Regions from separate parts of the Homo sapiens genome. Here regions 1 and 2 are each linked to region 3. Evidence: chromatin contacts called from ENCODE Hi-C or POLR2A ChIA-PET data. All regions are on one chromosome and are shown on one strand. Each heading gives the region's core, a stretch centred on a gene start or an enhancer-like site at or near the end of the contact. The rest is flanking DNA. Distances are from core to core; before and after follow the strand shown. Region 1 holds the start of CYP2R1 (cytochrome P450 family 2 subfamily R member 1). Region 2 holds the start of ILK (integrin linked kinase). Region 3 holds the start of EIF4G2 (eukaryotic translation initiation factor 4 gamma 2).

The links. Hi-C counts contacts between places; a loop is a spot of excess contacts on that map. ChIA-PET counts read pairs that join two places held with the same protein, here RNA polymerase II (POLR2A). Pooled maps may share reads with other maps.
Region 1: a pooled map shows a loop between it and region 3 (6-fold over the local background). The contact joins the promoter of CYP2R1 here to the promoter of EIF4G2 in region 3. A Hi-C loop is called at or near these places in 6 of 50 pooled maps. POLR2A ChIA-PET finds 5 or more read pairs at or near these places in 2 of 52 experiments (T-cell and activated CD4-positive, alpha-beta T cell).
Region 2: a pooled map shows a loop between it and region 3 (4-fold over the local background). The contact joins the promoter of ILK here to the promoter of EIF4G2 in region 3. A Hi-C loop is called at or near these places in 7 of 50 pooled maps.

What each region holds. Positions count from the first base shown.
Region 1 is chr11:14,890,869-14,893,568 of GRCh38, reverse strand. It overlaps CYP2R1 (cytochrome P450 family 2 subfamily R member 1), which reads left to right and starts at 1,338. Exons shown (of 5, transcript NM_024514.5): 1 at 1,338-1,588. The coding sequence starts at 1,364. It also overlaps a transcript of PDE3B not described here. RefSeq lists a silencer at 1,591-1,830.
Region 2 is chr11:6,602,327-6,605,026 of GRCh38, reverse strand. It overlaps ILK (integrin linked kinase), which reads right to left and starts at 1,253. Exons shown (of 13, transcript NM_004517.4): 1 at 1,205-1,253; 2 at 667-847. The coding sequence starts at 755. It overlaps RRP8 (ribosomal RNA processing 8), which reads left to right and starts at 1,411. Exons shown (of 7, transcript NM_015324.4): 1 at 1,411-1,623. The coding sequence starts at 1,525. RefSeq lists enhancers at 232-391, 622-861, 1,452-1,641, 1,637-2,178 and a silencer at 1,172-1,381.
Region 3 is chr11:10,807,502-10,810,201 of GRCh38, reverse strand. It overlaps EIF4G2 (eukaryotic translation initiation factor 4 gamma 2), which reads left to right and starts at 1,276. Exons shown (of 22, transcript NM_001418.4): 1 at 1,276-1,497. It overlaps LOC101928053 (a long non-coding RNA gene), which reads right to left and starts at 905. Exons shown (of 3, transcript NR_120540.1): 1 at 836-905; 2 at 281-345. RefSeq lists enhancers at 192-798, 874-923, 1,434-1,693, 2,424-2,503 and a silencer at 1,104-1,153.

The DNA.
Region 1 (2,700 bases), core at 89-2,588, 4.1 Mb before region 3:
AATCTCTCCTACAGTCTCTAGAAAGAATGAAGCCCCACTAACACCTCTCTGTCAGCCCTGGAAGACTCATTTTGGACTTCTCACCTCAAGAATTGTAAGAAAATAAATTTGTGTGGTTTTAAGCCATCAGATTGGTGGTAATTTATTACAACAGTAGTAGGAAACAAATACACTTCTTTAGCAGTTGATCTCAGCTCCAATGTCATCTTCCTAATAAGACTTTCCTTGACAGCCCTTGCCTGCTAAAGTATCTCCCCAACCACCAGGCGTTTTCTATAACGCACTTTTTGTTTGCTTCTGATTATTGAAAATTATTGTATTTCCATGTCATTGCTCTTCCCTCTCATAAGAATGTAAGTTATAGAAAGGACTTTGTTGCTCTTATTCACCTATGTATCTCCATTGCTTAGGACATGGGAACATAGTAGACATTCAATAAATATTTGTTGTGTGAATGAGTCGTAAGCTAATGAGGACCATAAAACTCATGCCACTGCTAAATCACAATTAGAGGGCAGCTGTTAGAAGAGTCCCAAACCCAGTAAGTCCTGTATTGCAAGGAACTGCCCAATAGAAAACAGGAATAAAAACAATTAGCAAGAATAATATGAAATCAGTTGCTTAATTCCAGGCAGTGGAGGCAGAAATCTTGAATAGTAAATACTCTCCGTGAACAAGTGCAGACAAGAGTCCCGTGATTGCCAATAAGTAATCAGTTTGGAAAGACCAGAGAGGGGTCAAATATAGGTAAACTGAGTTAATCACATAAACTGCTCAATCATCACAATTATTAAAAGATCACACACAAAAATACATTAACAGGAGAAAAATAGTAAAACAGGACAAAACAGTAAAATTACTTTCTTTTACTACTGATGGGTCAATTTTCTACTGGAAATTCTGAAAAGTATCAGGTTCAGCTAAAGACTGCAGTGTTGATCATCTCTCCAGTTTTCCTAGTGTGAAATGAAATAAGCAGACCTGGTACTTAAAAAGACACTTTAAGAAAGGTCTGGCCCCAGAGAGGCAGGATCCGCCTAGCCCAGTGAGTGAGGCCGTCCTGACACCTCGTCAATGCCCTTGTGTCAACATTCTAGAAAACGGACTCCTGGCTCATTGCTCCGCCTAGAGCCGCGCCACCTCCAAAGGGTAGCACCGGCCACCCGCTCCGCAAAGTCCACTCTCAGCCGCGCAAAACTAGAAGGTAGTTGTCCCGAAGGGGCCTGAGCGCTCACTCAGTCAGCCAATGGCCACGGAGCTAGGGCGGGACCTGAGGGTATCCTGCCAATGGGAGTATGGCAGGGCTGGAGGGAGTGCCTGGGTCTCAGGGCTGCTGTGGAGTTCGCACCTCCAGCTCGGGCCGATGTGGAAGCTTTGGAGAGCTGAAGAGGGCGCGGCGGCGCTCGGCGGCGCGCTCTTCCTGCTGCTCTTCGCGCTAGGGGTCCGCCAGCTGCTGAAGCAGAGGCGGCCGATGGGCTTCCCCCCGGGGCCGCCGGGGCTGCCATTTATCGGCAACATCTATTCCCTGGCAGCCTCATCCGAGCTTCCCCATGTCTACATGAGAAAGCAGAGCCAGGTGTACGGAGAGGTACAGCCCCGACGGGCCCCGGGCAGGGAGGGCCGCCAGGCTGGCCCGGGCTGGCCAGGGCCTTCCTGGTTGGACTTATGGCCGCCCCTGGGCCGACTAGTCGGGACCTCTCCGTGTGCCGGCTGCCCTTTGAGGGACACCCGCTTCCCGGGTCTGGAAGGGAGAAGTCCTCGACGCCGTGCCCCCTTGCAGGGGGAGCCCCGCCCCTGCCGGTGACCCACTCCGGGCCGAGGCTCCGAGGCGATCCAGTCCTGATTTTCCCGCTACCGCTCGAGCTCTTGCTCCTGCGCCTGCGCCGTTTGGCTCGCCAGCCGCGCCGCCACTTCAGGTCCAGGGTGGACGCATGCCCTCAGGTGCGGGCGTCTTGCGAGTCGGCCTCGCAGCTCTGTGGAAGCTGCACGCGGCTTGTCGGAAAATCAAGGCGTTCTGAGTTCTAGATGGTTAATAGCAGGTTCTTCGGTGTCTGCAGTCGACGAACGACTGGTGTAGGCGTTTGCTGTGAGAATGGAGAATGCAGGGGAACGCCCCTGACTGAGAAGCGGGCCCTGGGAAACGATTGTGAACGCGTGAATGAATTGATGACTAAAATCCGCTGCGGGGGTCCTACAGCGCAGATGGTAATGCCGTTCTGACTGGCTGGGAACGGCACCTTAGCAGATACTTAAAAGGCGCCTTCTGTGTGCCACTGTCACTGCCAACTTGGTGACTCATTTAAAACTCATAACCAGCCGGTGAGGTCGGTACTTCGCTCCTCCTCATTCTGCGGAGGGGAAAGCAGCACGGAAATGCCCTGTGACTGGCAGCGGAAAAGGCGACCACCGCTTGTGTGTGGGTGTCCCGACGTCCGGAGGGGGCAGGAGTTTCCACGGGTCCTGGGACAGAGCTCACCTGTTTTGTTTTGAATTACACTTATTTATATGCAACTACAGGCCTGACGCTAGCGGTGAAGAAGGCAGATACAGCCTTTTAAGGAGTTGGCAGATGAGTGGGAGAGAGAAAACTAATCTCATTATCGGCCACAGGCTGTGGTCAGTGTTTTGAAGGAAAAGTACAGGGATGTTTGGCAACTGTGGTATTTCAGGTTTGACCTTAAATCCTTACTTAAACCAATT
Region 2 (2,700 bases), core at 4-2,503, 4.2 Mb after region 3:
CCCTTACTCACTCCCCACACCAAGTTCCACAATTCTTCGTCCTAAAGACTTCTGGAATTTGATCACTTCTCTTTTTCACTCACCCTAATTCTAGTCCAAGACATCATTACTTCTACGATGAACTAGGCAATTGCCTCCTTTCCACCTGCTCTTCACAAAGCATCCAAGACGATACTGAAAAATGGACAATCTCATTATGTCACTATACAGCTTTAAAACCTTGCTTTTAAAATAAAGACCTTCTTATAGCCTAAATATGCTTGCATGATCTGGCTGATCCTTGGAGACCTCTACAGTCTTATGTCCTGTTCTTTTCCTCTTGTACCCAATGCTCCGACCCACAGAGATCATCTATCCTCCAGCCATATGGAACTCCAGACAATTTCCTGTTCTCTCTGCTCTGTGCCTTGCCCCCTAGCCTTTGGCCATGCAGTCTACTGAGGCTGGAAAGCTCTCTGTAGCCTCTGCCTGTGAAACTCTTATTCTGCAGTCAAGATTCAGCTCAAACTGCGTCCTCTGTGAAAACCCTCTGCCCCCCACAGGCTATGCTTAGCACTCATTACACTGGCTAGCAAAGGCAGCCGCCACCACCAGACATGAGCACTCCACTCCACGTAGCCAGGAGATCTCTAGCCTTCCTCTCATCCACCAACCGTTTCAGCTCACCCCTGGTTGAGGTCGTTCTCCGTGTTGTCCAGCCACAGGCGAACGGCGACTGCGTTGCCCTCCCGGCACTGAGTGAAAATGTCGTCCATAGCAGCGTCCCGGCGCCGAGTCCCCTGGATTGGGGAAGCCTGAGGACTGTGGAGTGATCCAGGGAAGGAGGATGAACCCCAAGCTTTATCCTCTACAGGAGAGAAGTGTTTGTGTTGGGGGTAGGGGGCCTGAGCTGCGTCCCCGGCTAGTGGGGGTCTGTGAAGGAGTTCGGGGCTGCGGGATGATCCCTGGCTGTGTCCTCTAGACGCGAGGTAAAGGCGGGTCAGGGTGGGCAGGGGGTGACGAAGAGGTAGTGTCTGCTGAACGGATGTCCGAGAGCAGGCAACTAGACCCTATCCGCGAACAGAGTTGGGGGAAGTGGGGAGGTTCAGGCTCCGTATACTCTGGGAGAGGGGACCGGGGGTCCTCCCCAGGGTTGGCTCCGTTCCTTACTTGGGACTCAGGAGAAGTGAGGGGTGACAGGGGGCGCGGGTCCTCTCGCACTCACCGGGACTCGGGCTGCAGGATCCTTCTCCGGGGAACTCCCGTCCGGCCGCGCCCGCAGCCCGCCGCCGGCCCCGCCCCGCCCGTGGCGCTCTTGGGCAGCGCGGGCCTCCGTCCCTCCCCTCCCACCGCCTCCCTGCCCTTCTAGCCGCGCCTGGCTAAACTCGATGGTTCGCTGCGCCGCGCCGGCCGCTCTAGCAACCCCTGGCTGTCACGCTTTGGTTTCCGGGTCGGTTCTGGCAGGTCTGAGCGCTCCGACTTCCAGAGGAGCGCTGTGCACGTGGAGAAGAGCGGGGACTCGGCGACCCTGCCCTCCCGACCCTCATGTTCGAAGAGCCTGAGTGGGCCGAGGCGGCCCCAGTAGCCGCGGGCCTTGGGCCCGTAATCTCACGACCTCCGCCTGCGGCCTCCTCGCAAAACAAGGTGAGTGACTCGCGGGAGCAATGGGAGCTGTTTCAGGCCGCGAAGCGGACATTGGTGGATCCCAGCGCTGTGTGTATTGCGGGGAGGGACACCTGTGGCACCGTTAAGGGCGAGTCCTGATCTGAAGATCCGAGAACTTCCAAAAGAAACTGACGTTGGGTCAGAGAGAGTTGTTGAGTAGAAGTTGGTGAAGCGAAGAGGGTTCTTCAGACAGGAAAAAGTACGTACAAGGGCCCTGGGACAAGAGAGCATGTTCTGTCAGAGTCACAAACACAAGTGGTCCTTGTGGTTGAAATACATAGTAAATGAAAGGGGCATATATGCTGTTCAAGTTCAAGAGGTAGAAGTTTTGCGTATATTGAGAATAGAAGCCAATGAAAGGTTTTAAGCAATGGAATTATTTCTTCAGATTTGTATTTTGAAAGGGTCGTCGGTTACAGTGTGGAGGATGGATTGGAGACAGTAAGAGTTGTCAGTATCATTGTTCAAAGGAGGGTGTGGGAAACTTAGAATCAGGGTAAGTGCCTGGCCTAGGATTACCTGGTAGGACTGCAACACAGAATCAGCCTTCCCGACAATACATCTTCTCCTTTGAGCCTCTGCAGATGTGAGGGCCCTGCTTCCTCAGGCTTTTCTTACCCTTCAGTCTGCCTCCAACATGGAATCGGCCTGCTTTGTTTCCTCCTTTTTCATCCCCTAGCCCCATTACCATTGTCCAAGCCGCTGGCCTCTCTGTCTGCAATTTCTCCCCTTCAGTTTGTTTTCTACACTGCAGCTAGAGACATGTTAAATATTTAATATACGTGTGTGATCATGTGTCTCCTGTGTTCAGAAGCCTCCTTACCTCTTACAGAAATGTATCAGCTCTAGGCAAAAGCTCAAGGTGAAGGGTTGGAATTCCTGGTCTCTGGCCTTGGTCTTGTTGCTTGTGGCCTTTGCATTTTCCTTTGGGGAAACCTCCATTAGCTCATTTACACATTGAAGAAAGTGGGATAGGTGGTTTCTCTGCTCTCCAGCTTCCCAGAAGTTGGGGTGGTGACATAAAAGTTCTTCTGGGTTCTGGCAGGCTTGACTGGG
Region 3 (2,700 bases), core at 27-2,526:
AAAATTGTATTAAGGACCAGGTGCTCTAATACCAAGAGCTGTTTTGACACATCAAAGGTTAAGTTTGGGTCTTTGAAAATCCTGCCTCTTACTGAACACTTTAAAAGTCATTCATGTTAAAACACACACATTCTTGCCTTTGACTATACACTGTAAAAGTACTACATGTTAAAATGGAGATGGGGACATTTTTGTTGTTTAAGTTTATGGAAGTATGACTCCATTTTAGTATAGCTACAATGTCGCAAACGATGGAATAAGGTACTCATCAATACATTACCTGGTAAGTATAAATAGTTCAACTTGCCGGCTTTGAAAAGCTTAATCCTATTTCTTATGGTGAACCTTAAATAAAATGAAAATACACAACTGACAATGTTTAACGTGCACTTAAACAAACAAAAAACAAAAAAAAACAGGAGCTAGCAATTCGAAATCCTCCAAACACCCGCGGAAGTCTGACACACAGGGTGTTTTCCTCGGTGACCGCCAGCCGGACATTCCTATGGGAAAAGCAGCTTCTTCTGTGCGGTTCGAAGAAAATCAACCCCTTCCTTTCATCACTTTCTCATTCACTCTGCAGGGGGTGGGCCAATAAGGAGCTGAATGAAGCTCCCCTTTGGCATCCGGGCGCACGTCTCGCCTCCTCCCCACTACTTTCTGGGTTCCCTAAGGCTGCCGAAGCCGAGGACCTGGAGCCGGGTAGTGTCCCGGCGCTGCGCCCGGGGGCTCCAGGCCTCAACCCGAAGGGCTCAGCCCCGGGAGAGGCCAGGCACGCGAGGGCAGCCACAGCTCCAAGGGGCGCCAAGAAAAGCAATGCTCACTCGCCACGCACAGGGTTCGGGGGAGGTAAGGGTGCGTTTTCTTCCCATATTCCCGGTGAGAAAACGAGGTCGAGGGAAAAGGGGATGATACAACTGGAGCATGGCATATGGACTCAGTGAACAAAGGGACTGGAGCAAGAAGCAGCAGCCACGCCAACGCAGACTCAAAAGGGCTCTCCGGCTTTACGCACGCAACCCTCATCTCGACAGCGCTCGGCGCCCCTTACGCCACTGGCTCAGCCTCAGAGACTTCGCGAATATGGCTTTGCGCACTGCGGCGGGGCTGCGCCGCAACCGAGCTCAGCCCTGTGGCTCCTCCTCGCTGCCCTGCGCGGATTGGTGGCAGACGGCAACCGGGCCGCTGATTGGGCGGCGAAGGAGCCATTCGGGGAGACTCTGGTGGGTTCGGCTGCCCCAAGAGTGATAAGTTCGGCTTCAGACACGCCTTAGCGCCAGCAGTGAGTCGGAGCTCTATGGAGGTGGCAGCGGGTACCGAGTGGCGGCTGCAGCAGCGACTCCTCTGAGCTGAGTTTGAGGCCGTCCCCGACTCCTTCCTCCCCCTTCCCTCCCCCTTTTTTTTGTTTTCCGTTCCCCTTTCCCCTCCCTTCCCTATCCCCGACGACCGGATCCTGAGGAGGCAGCTGCGGTGGCAGCTGCTGAGTTCTCGGTGAAGGTGAGTTGAGCCGCTGCCGCCGCCGAGTGGAGCGCTCTAAAATGGCCGCCGTCCCTGGTCGCTTCTTCTCGAGTGGTACAAAATGGCGGCCGCAGGCGGAGCCGGGTGGGGCGACCCTTTTTTAGCATTTCCTCTGCGCTTCAGATACCTGGAAAGTCTTGGCTTTTGTTCTCTCTTCCTGTTGCTGACGGAGTAGAAGGAAAACGTCAGTGTTGGCCAGGCCGCCGTGCGGTCATGGCCGGATGGCCGACGCCTGCAGGGACGAGGCCGTGGCGGACCGAGGCACGGCTGTGCTCGGACGGCGAGGGAGCGTGGCTCGGACCGCTAGCGCCGTGGCGGGAGGCACGCGGGCCGGCAGGGAAGGCCAGGCCGTTGGCGCGGGACCAGGGAACCGCAGGCGTCCCGGAGCCTGGCCTCCCGGCGGGGAGGTGTGTAGGACCTGGAGTCGGCAGGGGCTGCCCTTCGTCGGGGAGGAAAGAGAGAGTGATGATTTCTGCCCCTTTTGTCAGCAGAGGAGGCCGTGGCGAGGCGGTTGTCAGTCCCGGGGGGATTTATGGTGCAGGAGGGGGCCCGCTTGGAGGCGGCGGGTGGGCAGGAGGCCGCCTTCCTGCTTGGAGAACAAAGAGCTGGGCGCCGGGCTGGCGGGGGTGGCCTCAGCTGCTCCTCCCCGTCGAGCGACCCGGGCCTCGCGGGGAGGTTGTCGGAAGCACTTCCCTAACTTGCGCCTGGGTGGGAGGAATGCTCCGCTCTTTTGTTCCCAGGAAGGGAAAAACGGGGCGGAGGTTCCTGCTGCCATGTTGTGGCCCTGGTCTTCCGCCTGCAAGTGCTAGTCCTGTACACCCGGCCCCCTCTCGCGCGTCTTTCCACGAGCTCTCCACGGGGAGGAGGCGAAAGGGTGGACAGGGGAAAACTGCTGAAGAGCTTTCGGAGAGACCTCATCTAGTCGCTGGCCTCGTCAAGGCAGTAAAAATTCCTAGGGCAGACATTTTCCACGTGATGTTGCTCGTGTCTGTAGTTAGACTTTTCTATTGATCTCAGTGCTCAGTTTTAAAGATAGTAGAATGTGGCTTTTTCAAAAGATTCGTTCTGAGCCGTTTAAAATGCTCTTGTGTTCTACGAAGTCTCTTTGCATCCTTGAACACCGGGGAATTTCCAGGTGGCTAAACAAAATGTAATTGTCAGTGTTTTGAGTACATTTTAGGT